Regions from separate parts of the Homo sapiens genome. Here region 2 is linked to region 1. The links are chromatin contacts, found by Hi-C or POLR2A ChIA-PET in ENCODE. All regions are on one chromosome and are shown on one strand. The core of a region is the stretch at or near the end of the contact, and the rest is flanking DNA. Distances in the headings are between cores, read along the strand shown.

Evidence for each region. A loop is a pair of places that touch in the nucleus more often than their neighbours do. ChIA-PET counts read pairs that join two places held with the same protein, here RNA polymerase II (POLR2A). Pooled maps may share reads with other maps.
Region 2: a map of CD4-positive, alpha-beta memory T cell shows a loop between it and region 1 (10-fold over the local background). The contact joins the promoter of CAMK1D here to the promoter of ATP5F1C in region 1. A Hi-C loop is called at or near these places in 1 of 168 maps with a recorded cell type or tissue (CD4-positive, alpha-beta memory T cell) and 5 of 50 pooled maps. POLR2A ChIA-PET finds 5 or more read pairs at or near these places in 1 of 52 experiments (T-cell).

The regions. Positions count from the first base shown.
Region 1 is chr10:7,785,863-7,790,137 of GRCh38, reverse strand. It overlaps ATP5F1C (ATP synthase F1 subunit gamma), which reads right to left and starts at 1,961. Exons shown (of 10, transcript NM_001001973.3): 1 at 1,875-1,961. The coding sequence starts at 1,930. It overlaps KIN (Kin17 DNA and RNA binding protein), which reads left to right and starts at 2,145. Exons shown (of 13, transcript NM_012311.4): 1 at 2,145-2,318. The coding sequence starts at 2,205. RefSeq lists enhancers at 877-1,420, 1,873-2,192.
Region 2 is chr10:12,346,356-12,351,136 of GRCh38, reverse strand. CAMK1D (calcium/calmodulin dependent protein kinase ID) reads right to left here and starts at 1,590. Exons shown (of 11, transcript NM_153498.4): 1 at 1,227-1,590. The coding sequence starts at 1,318. RefSeq lists enhancers at 442-601, 776-1,275 and silencers at 1,312-1,401, 1,572-2,131, 2,172-2,431.

The DNA of each region.
Region 1 (4,275 bases), core at 712-3,211:
ATTTCTGAATTCAAAAGGCAATTATAATTCATGGAAAGAGAAATGGCAGAAGAGGAAGGAAAGACATTAAGCACCAGCAGTGAAGGAATACATGAAAAGAAGAAGACAGAATATGCTTTCATAGTGGAACACTGTTGATTGATGATTTATAAAACCAATATTCCAAAGGGATTAAGGTCAGGATTAGGACCTTTATATGCTGATTGTGGTTCCGATTTAAGCTCCTAACAGTAGTTGTCTTGAACTGAGAGCTCTTATTTAAAACAATCCTTCACTAAAAGAGCTTCAAATTATCTTACAGGTGCTTTAAAAAAAGATATTTCTAAAATTTTTTGTAAAATATTGTCTTTGTTTCAGAAACTATTTCCACTTTTTTAAAGATCAACTTAGAAACTAAGGTTGTAAAAATACTGACAGATAACATTAATGCGTGGCAAGAAGGTAAGGCCAGGAGAGCTGATGTTCGCAGAGCACCACTGCATGCCAGGCACTGTCCCAGGAAACTGACTGAGACCTTATCTATTTGCTCACCATCACATTTGGGCACTTTCCAAGTACCACCGGGTGGAGTGGAAGCACTCAGCTAATGTCTGCTGAGTGGTTAACAAGTGGGACAATCTATACAACTGAGAATTCAACTACAGTGACCTTTTAATTCCCATGAATGTTCTTTTTCCATATTAGAGAAAAAAAAATCTGACTTCCAAGGCCAAGCCACCAAAAATTTTATGTGGCTAATTCACATCAGATATCATTCTGAAAATCTCGTATATTACTATCAGTTATTTGCTTAATGAAAAACCTATTTATTTCAACTAATGCTTTATGGTCCCTTCATATAAATTAGGATACGAAAATCTAGTTTAGCACTGTAGCGCCTTAGAAATCCTCCACACTGTTAAGAGCAGGGAATTGCTACGACACAGCCTAGAATCCCCTTAGCAGCGTGTCTGGAATTCTTCCAGATTCCGTCAAGCTTCAAAACTGAACAGCACCACCCACAAACCAACTTTTACCTGCCCATTCCCGGGCCTTCTAATATGCACTTCCCCCAGCCCAGGTCCCCCTACCCGGAACTAATGTTTAAAATTCTCGAGGCTCGTGGCACCCTTTAGTTGCATGTCAGTTAACAAATGCCACTTAAAAGCCCACCGAACTCCTCCCCCAGGACCTGGGGGCAATTTCATGACCTTGCAGGGTTACGGTTTCAGCAAGTGGTTTCAAGGTAGTGCTAGGTGTCCTTCCCTTCCCCGCCCTCAGACAGATCTGTACGGTCCCTTCTGCACCAAAACCACCCTCAGAGGCATCTAGGATGTTCGCCTTTGCTGTTGCAGCACCCAGCAAAGCGTCTGCAACACGGGAGGTGCTCGACGGCCGCGCTCTCTGACTCGATCGAATCTTAAAGGGTCACTCTGTCCAGCACTACAGGGTTTCAAAGGGCGTCAAGGACAAAAAGCACGACTTAACCTTCCCCTGGGCTATTGCTCAGGCTCCCGTCACCTTGCAGGCCCTGAGACTGGGGGCCTGGCTTGCAGTGGAAGTGGAAGCTCAGGAAGTGCTGATTAGCTGAGGGAACTCAAGACCGCCCAGACGTCAATTTGGACTCAGGCCGCAGTCCCGAGGTCCCAGGTGGCCCTCCGACCTCAGGGAACCGGGCGGGACCTTGCTCCGCCGGAGCCCGGCCCTGCGCACACCTTGCCCGACCTCAGAGCCGCTTCCTGCAGCCCCCGCTACCCGGCGCCTCCGACGGGCCAGGGGCCCAGCTAGGCCCTGCGACCCCACATCTGCCCCCGCGCCCATCTCCTCCTCCCTGCCCCGTGCCCAAGCTCTTCCATCCCTTGCGGTCCTGCCGATCTTCCCGCAAGCTGCCATACCATTGCGGCTGCAAGGTCCAGGCCGACAGCCCAGCGACACCCGCGCGAGAGAACATGGTAGCCACAGCCCTGCTGAAGGTCGGTCAGGCAGGCCTCAGCGCGCATGCGCCGAAGCTCCCCAGCGCGCCCCTCCCACCTTGCTCTCTTCTTCAGTCTCGTTTCTTCGCGCTACGGCGAGGGGAGTCTCGCGACCGTTGCAACCCAGTCTTCCCAGGCCCCACCTCCTTCCGCCTCTCAGCTGGGATTTGTCCCGCCCACCGCCGCCAGCCCGGTTCCGTTTCCGGCTGGCTGAGTACTGGGGTCCAGAAAGTGATCGCTGCCGTGGTCGCCATGGGGAAGTCGGATTTTCTTACTCCCAAGGCTATCGCCAACAGGATCAAGTCCAAGGGGCTGCAGAAGCTACGCTGGTATTGCCAGATGTGCCAGAAGCAGTGCCGGGACGAGGTGAGTGGGCCCGGAGTGGCCCCGTCTTCCCAGGAGGGCCCCTGGCAATCCAGGATCAGGTCCTGGACGCGGGGCTGAGGGCGCGGGGCTGGGGCTCCCGGGGTCCGGGTCGTGAGGCTTCTGAGGTCTGCAGTGGGCGAGTCAACTACTCAGCGCACGAGAGCCGTCCCTCCCCGCAGCCCCCGGGCCCAGCGGGCAGCCTGTGTTCTGCGACCCCTCATTCCTCCCCAGTCCGATCCCCACCACCAAAGAAATGAAATCAGAAAAGGTTTTGCACCCCTCACAGGGGCGGGGATACTGCAATACTAGACGCCCGGGCAATGCCAGTAACAGTCATCAGCTCTTACTTGACTTGACTCTTAAGAGAAACAGGGTGGTTAGGATTCACTCCTCTTTTGGGATCAGGTGAAAAAGGAGAGCTAAGCTCTTCCACACTACTCATCTAGCAAGCATTTATTGAGCACCTACACTGTACCGGGCACAGAATAATATTGTGGTTAAAATTATGGATTTATCTGGTTTATGGATATATCAGACTGTCAAAATTTAAAGTCAAGCAGGGCCACTTACCAACCGTGTGGTCTTGGGCAAGTTATTTACTTATATTCCCCTTTACTTATCTGTAAAGAGGGAATAATAATTTCACCTACTTGTAGGATTGTCGCTGAGTTTTAAATGAGTGAAGTATATATAGAGTGGCTCAAGGAGTCTGGGCAGATCTCGAAAAGCCTTATATGGCTACACTATGGAATTTACACTTTTCCCCATTAAAGAGGTGGTTGATTGAATGCTGTGCAGGCTAGTGATGTGATCATATTTTTCTCCGGAGATTGGACTGGATTGGGTAAGGGTGGAAGAACACTGAGGCAATTGGAATAATCTAATCCAGTGTTTCTGCAAGTGAAGGAAGAGGTATTTTAGGTAGGACTCATACTAATATTGATACAGTTACTCTCTTTAGTTCTATTAAGGAATACCTGTATATGCATTATCTAATGTCTTAGTCTGCTTGGACTGCCATATAAAGTGCAGTAGACTGGGTGGTTTAAATGACAGAAATTTATTTCTCACAGTTCTGGAGGCTGGGAAGTTCAAGATCAAGGTGCTGGCATGGTCAGATTCTAGTGAGGGTCCTCTTCTTGGTTTGCGAAACTGCCTCTATCCTCACAAAGCAGATAGAGCAAGCTCTAATAGAAACTTCTCTTCCTCTTTTTTTTTTTGAGATACGGTCCCACCCTGTTCATCATGCAGGCTCTACCCTTGTGACCTCATCTAAATCCAGTCATCTCCAAAGGCCCACCTTTTAATTCCATTCCCTTGGGGGTTAGGGTTCAATATATGAACTTTGAGGGGACGCAGACATGCAGTCTGTAACACCCAGACTTAACACTTTAAGTAATTTTGCCGTATTTACTTTTTAAAAAATATTTTAAGGTAAATACCAATATCAGGATATTTCACCTTTAAATACTTAAATAGGCATCTCTAAAATTTCAGGATACTTTTCTATATAACCATAGTATATGTCATCAACATAACACAATTAATAGAAGTTCCTCTTTATCATCTAATACACATTCACACTTCCTCAGTTGTCCTCCAACTGCTCCTTGAAATCAAGATTCGATCAAAAGCAATAGACTGTTATAGGTTTGGTTATTAGGACCTCCGCTCCCCTCTCCAGTCTCCCTCATCATCAACATCCTGCAACGAGGTGTTATATTTGTTACCATGGATGAAACTACATTGACACATCAGTATCATCCAGAATCCATAGTTTACATTAGGGTTCACTCTTGGTGTTGTACATCCTATGGGTTTTGACAAATGCATAATGATACGTATTCACCATTATAAAATCTCACAAAATAGTTTAACTGCCCAAAAAGTCCTCTGTGCTCTGAGTTATTAGGACTTTTAGTTTTCTCCAAATTTAATTTTCTCTATATTCTGAATT
Region 2 (4,781 bases), core at 341-2,840, 4.6 Mb before region 1:
GGACCCCCTGCAGATCTGCGTGGGGGTGAGGGGAAATGACTGAACAGCAGCAGACGCCGAGCCTGGAGGTGAAGACAAGCTGGGTAATGTGGTGCTGGAAAAAAGAAACCAAGCACAAAAACAAGCACACGGAAAAAAAGGAGGAAGGAAAGAAAGGGCACCCAACAACGCACTGATTTATCCCATGAAATAGCTCCCCTTTCTCTTCCCAGCCTAATCAACACCTCCATGAACCCCTGCAAAATGGGCATTTCTGACTGCACACCTGTGCGTGAATCCACACTGACAGATACTGATGCAGAGCAAATACTGATTGTGTGAGGGAAGGAAATAACTTGAACTTCAGACTCATTCGGCAGGTCCTGATTCTCTTTCACTATCAGCCTCCCCACCTATTCTGAGCCGCTCCGAAACAAAACAAACAAGACCCAACTCCTGGGCAGAAAGGGAACAGCAGCTGAGCTGAGCAGCACATGCTTGGAGCGTTCCTGCCATCGACTTCGGATTATTTCTGCTTTCTTGAGACACAGCCATCAGCATGGGACTCGATGCAGCCCGGAGAGAGCACCGCCCGCGCAGCGACGCGCACAGACCCTCCCTTGGAGACGCGCTCCCCGGCGCGTGCGGCCGAGCCCGCGTGAAATGCACAGACCCTCCGGTGAGGCTCTGCCCACGTGTGACCCTGAGCACTGCGAAGCCCTTCCCTTCCATCCTCGCGTGGCCACCCAAAGTCTTGCCTACACCTCGTACGTGCAGATGCCAATTCCATAGAAATACATGATGTAAGGACAGAAATGGGAACGACTGGAGGCTGATCTTCTCGTGACCACGTCTCGCCAACGCGGTGCGCCCATGCACACGGCGAGTAAACGCACACAGCCGGTAAACAGCCATCCCCACCATGCTCAGCCCACAGTCACGCGTGGGGAGAAGGCAGCGGAGAGGGCGGCGGTGGCAGGAGAAGTGGGAAGTCGCGCGCCCGCGTGGGCTGCTCCCTGACAGCCCGGCGCTGCCCCCTCCCCCTCCCGGGAACGGCGCCCACCCGGGGGTCGCAGGCCCACGCGTCGGGCGCGCTCGGGGGGGCTCCGCAGCGCCGAGAACGGGACAATGAGGACGCGGTGACAGGCTGGGTTTCTGCCGCGGTAGTGGCGGCGGCGGCAGCTGGAGCTGCCCGTGCAGCCCCTGCCGCGGCCACCTCCACCCTCGCCTCCCCGGTCCCCACTTACGTTCCGAGGGTCTCTTTGAACTCGAAGATCTTCTTGATGTCTTCAGCTTGCTTTTTCCAGGAGGAGCTGCTCTCGCCGTTCTCCCGGGCCATGGCCGACGAGCGCGGCGCGGAGGAGCGGCCGGGGGCGCGCTGGGGAGGGGGCGCCGGGGGCGCGGCGCGGGCGCAGAGGCGGCGGGGATGCCGGGCGGCTCGGGCTGCGGCGCAGCTTCCTCCTCTGCAGTTTCCTCTTTCGCTCTCGCCGCCGCCGCCGCGGCCGCGGTCCCTCCCTGGCTCTTATTTCTGCTGTTCTCGGGCACAGACTTCCTGCCGCCGCCGCGCGCCGGCTCCTTTGCCGCCGCCTGCCAGCCTCACTTTCTGCTACTTTCTTGCCTCCCTCCCGCTCCCTCCCTGCCGCCCGCCGCGCTCCCCCCCACCTCGCGCCTCCTCCCCCTCCTCCCCCTCCTCCCCCTCCCGCGGGCTCCCCGCCCTCTCCGTGCGCCCCGGCCGCTCCCCGCCTCCAGCGCGCCGCCTTCGGGGATGTCCCGCTCCCCTCCCAAGAGCGCCGGGCCACGGCCGTCGTGCCCCCTGGAGCCCCGGCGAGGGCGGGTACGGGCCCCCGGCAGGTGCGGGGCGCACGCGGGAGAGCCCCAGCCCCTCCGGGAGCTGGAAACGGAGCCCAGTCTGGGGGCGCCGGGGCTTTCCCGTCTCCGGCGGGAGGGGGCGCCTCTGCGTGGCTCGGAAGCGCCGGGCGGGCGGGGGTGCGCGGCGGCCGGATGCGGGGCGCCGAGGGCGGGGCGCCTTCCCGCGCTGTGGCCTGTGGCCCGGGGGACCCGAGGGGCAAGGCGTGGGGTGGGGGGGGTGGGGGCCGGTTGTTATGGCGACGGGCGGCGGCGGCGGCTGGGATGGAGGCGGAGGCGGGCGGGAGCTCATTCGCATTGCACCAAATCGGTTTCACGTCAGTTTCGGGACAGACCCGCGAGGAGCAAGCCGGGGAGCCTCTGGGCGGGTACGCGCAGGACGCGCCAGCAGCTGCCTCGTGGTCCCTTTGCGAGCAAAACTCCCGGGGGTGTTTGGCAGCCGCGCGGGCGCCCTGGTGCTGGGCTGGAGCGGCCGGCGGGCCTGGCCGGCCTGGTTGCCCTGGCTCACGCTTGGCCCCTTCTGGCATCTCCCTGTCTCCTCCCAGAGACTCAGTGGAAAGAAGTGATCGTCTGCCCCGCAGTCCCCTCGAAGGAGGAGCCCACCCGCGGCTGGCTTAGTAGGGTGTCCGGGTTGCGGGGCAGGCACCTGCTTTCCTATGGACTGCCAAAACTAACCCAGAGAATTCCCTCCGGACTCCCATCTCCCAGCTGTACTTTGGCCTGCCCGCCCCACTCCTGGTGTCCACCTGTCAGAGGGCAGCCCACGTGCTCCAGTTCCCTGGTCCCCAACCTGCAGGGGCGACCTCTTGATCGGAAAATTTTAGATTTCTTGGTATCAACACTTCGCCTCCCTCAGGGCCTCTCCTCGTAGTTGGGTAAACAGCTCTGTCTCTTGACTGGGGACACCTGTCCCATTTTCCCAGGACTGTTCCAATTTCACTGTAAAAGGAAAAAAAAAATCTGCTCCCTGAATAGGAAACTTCATCCAGCACCTTGTGCCTAGTTCTGACTCTGGCTGAAGTGGAGGCAGCCCAGCTGCTCTCCCTCAGCCCCTACTCTGACCCTAAAGAGGTCAGACGACACCCTGGCATCCCCATTCCTGGGACCTCCATGCTAGTTTCCATCTTTCAAAGACGGTTAGCTTAAGGTTTTCCAAACTGAGAAGAGCAAAGAGGGGATTTACTTGCCGGTTAGATGTAGAATAAATCCACAAACCCAATTTCCAACACGGATGGGTGAGAAGAATTACTAAGGAACCTCTCTTATACTTGAGGCACATTACCAAAGTTCAAGGCAAACAGCATCCCCTTCAATAAGAAACATTTGAAAAACTATCATGTATTTTACTTGTGCCAAAGGTTAGATAATACAAACAGTGGGAACCAGGGCATAAGTCAACTAAGATCCCAACTGTCGCTTTCTCATGCCTACAGTCAGCATCTTCTTGTCCTTTCTTTCTCCTTCCCTTCCTCCCACTGTGTTTCCTTCTCCTCTTTTCCTATTTGGTTCTCTGCTATGTTGCCCTTGCTGCCTGGCCTCAGGAACAGCCGCCAGAGCTCATGAAAACAATTCTCATTCTCAGCTATTATCCCCACAGCTGAAGAAGTGCTGATTCTCTACTACCCGGCCATAAAAAAGAATGAAATCATGTCTTTTGCAGCAACGCAGTTGGAACTGAAGGCCATTATCTTAGGTGAAATAACTCAGAAACAGAAAGTCAAATACCACATGTTCTCACTTAGAAGTGAGAGCTAAGGCTAGGCATGGTGGCTCACGCCTGTAATCCCAGCACTTTGGGAGGCCTAGGCCAGTGGATCACCTGAGGTCAGGAGTTCAAGACCAGCCTGGCCAACATGGTGAAACTCTATTAAAAATAAAAATTAGCCAGGCATGGTGGCACATGCCTGTAATCCCAGCTACTCAGGAGGCTGAGGCAGGAGAATCACTGTAACCTAGGAGGTTGCAGTGAGCGAAGATTGCACCATTGCACTCCAGCCTGGCGACAGAGCAAGACTCCATCTCAAAAAAAAAAAAAGGAGAAGAAGTGGGAGCTAAATAATGTGTATATGTGGACAGAGAGTGTGGAATAATGACATTGGAGTGGGGTAGGGGAAGGGATGAGAAATTAACTAATGGGCATGGTGTACCCTATTCTGGTGATGGTTAAGCTAAAAGCCCAGACCTCACCACTACGCAATATATCCATGTAACAAAACTGCACTTGTACCCCTAAATCTATAAAAATAACCATTAGAAAAAAAGAAAGAAGGCAATTTTACAGGAACAGTAAAGATGAAGGGAAAGCAAATGAGAACTTCCACGTGGCCTGTGGCCGTGACTTTTCCTACCAGGCTATAAGCTCCATGAGAGCAAGGCACCTGTTAACTTTCTCGCCACTGTTTCCCAGCACCTGACACGGTAACCTACCCATACTGACTGATCTGTAAATGTGTGTCGAATGGATAAAGAAATGAAATTGAGGCCAGGCGTGGCAGCTCACGCCTGTAAAATGCCAGCACTTTAAGAGGCAGAGGCAGGCGGATCACCTAAGATCAGGAGTATGAGACCAGCCCGGCCAACATGGTGAAACCCTGTCTCTGCTAAAACTACAAAAATTAGCCGGGCGTGGTGGTGTGCGCCTGTATCCCAGCTACTCAGGAGGCTGAGGCAGGAGAATCACTTGAACCCAGGAGGCAGAGGTTGCAGTGAGCCGAGATCATGCCACTGCACTCCAGCCTGGTCAACAGAGTGATATTCTGTTCAAAAAAAAAAAAAAAGAAAGAAATGAAATCGAGTTAAGACCGCTATTTGGTATTTGTTGTACTGGTGGAACTGCTGTAGGGAGCTTTATTTCTTTTCCAGACTTTCTGTAATGATGTTCATTTGGCATTATCAAGCTATTCTAAGCTGGACGAGGTCCTCAAGAAAAAGCATAC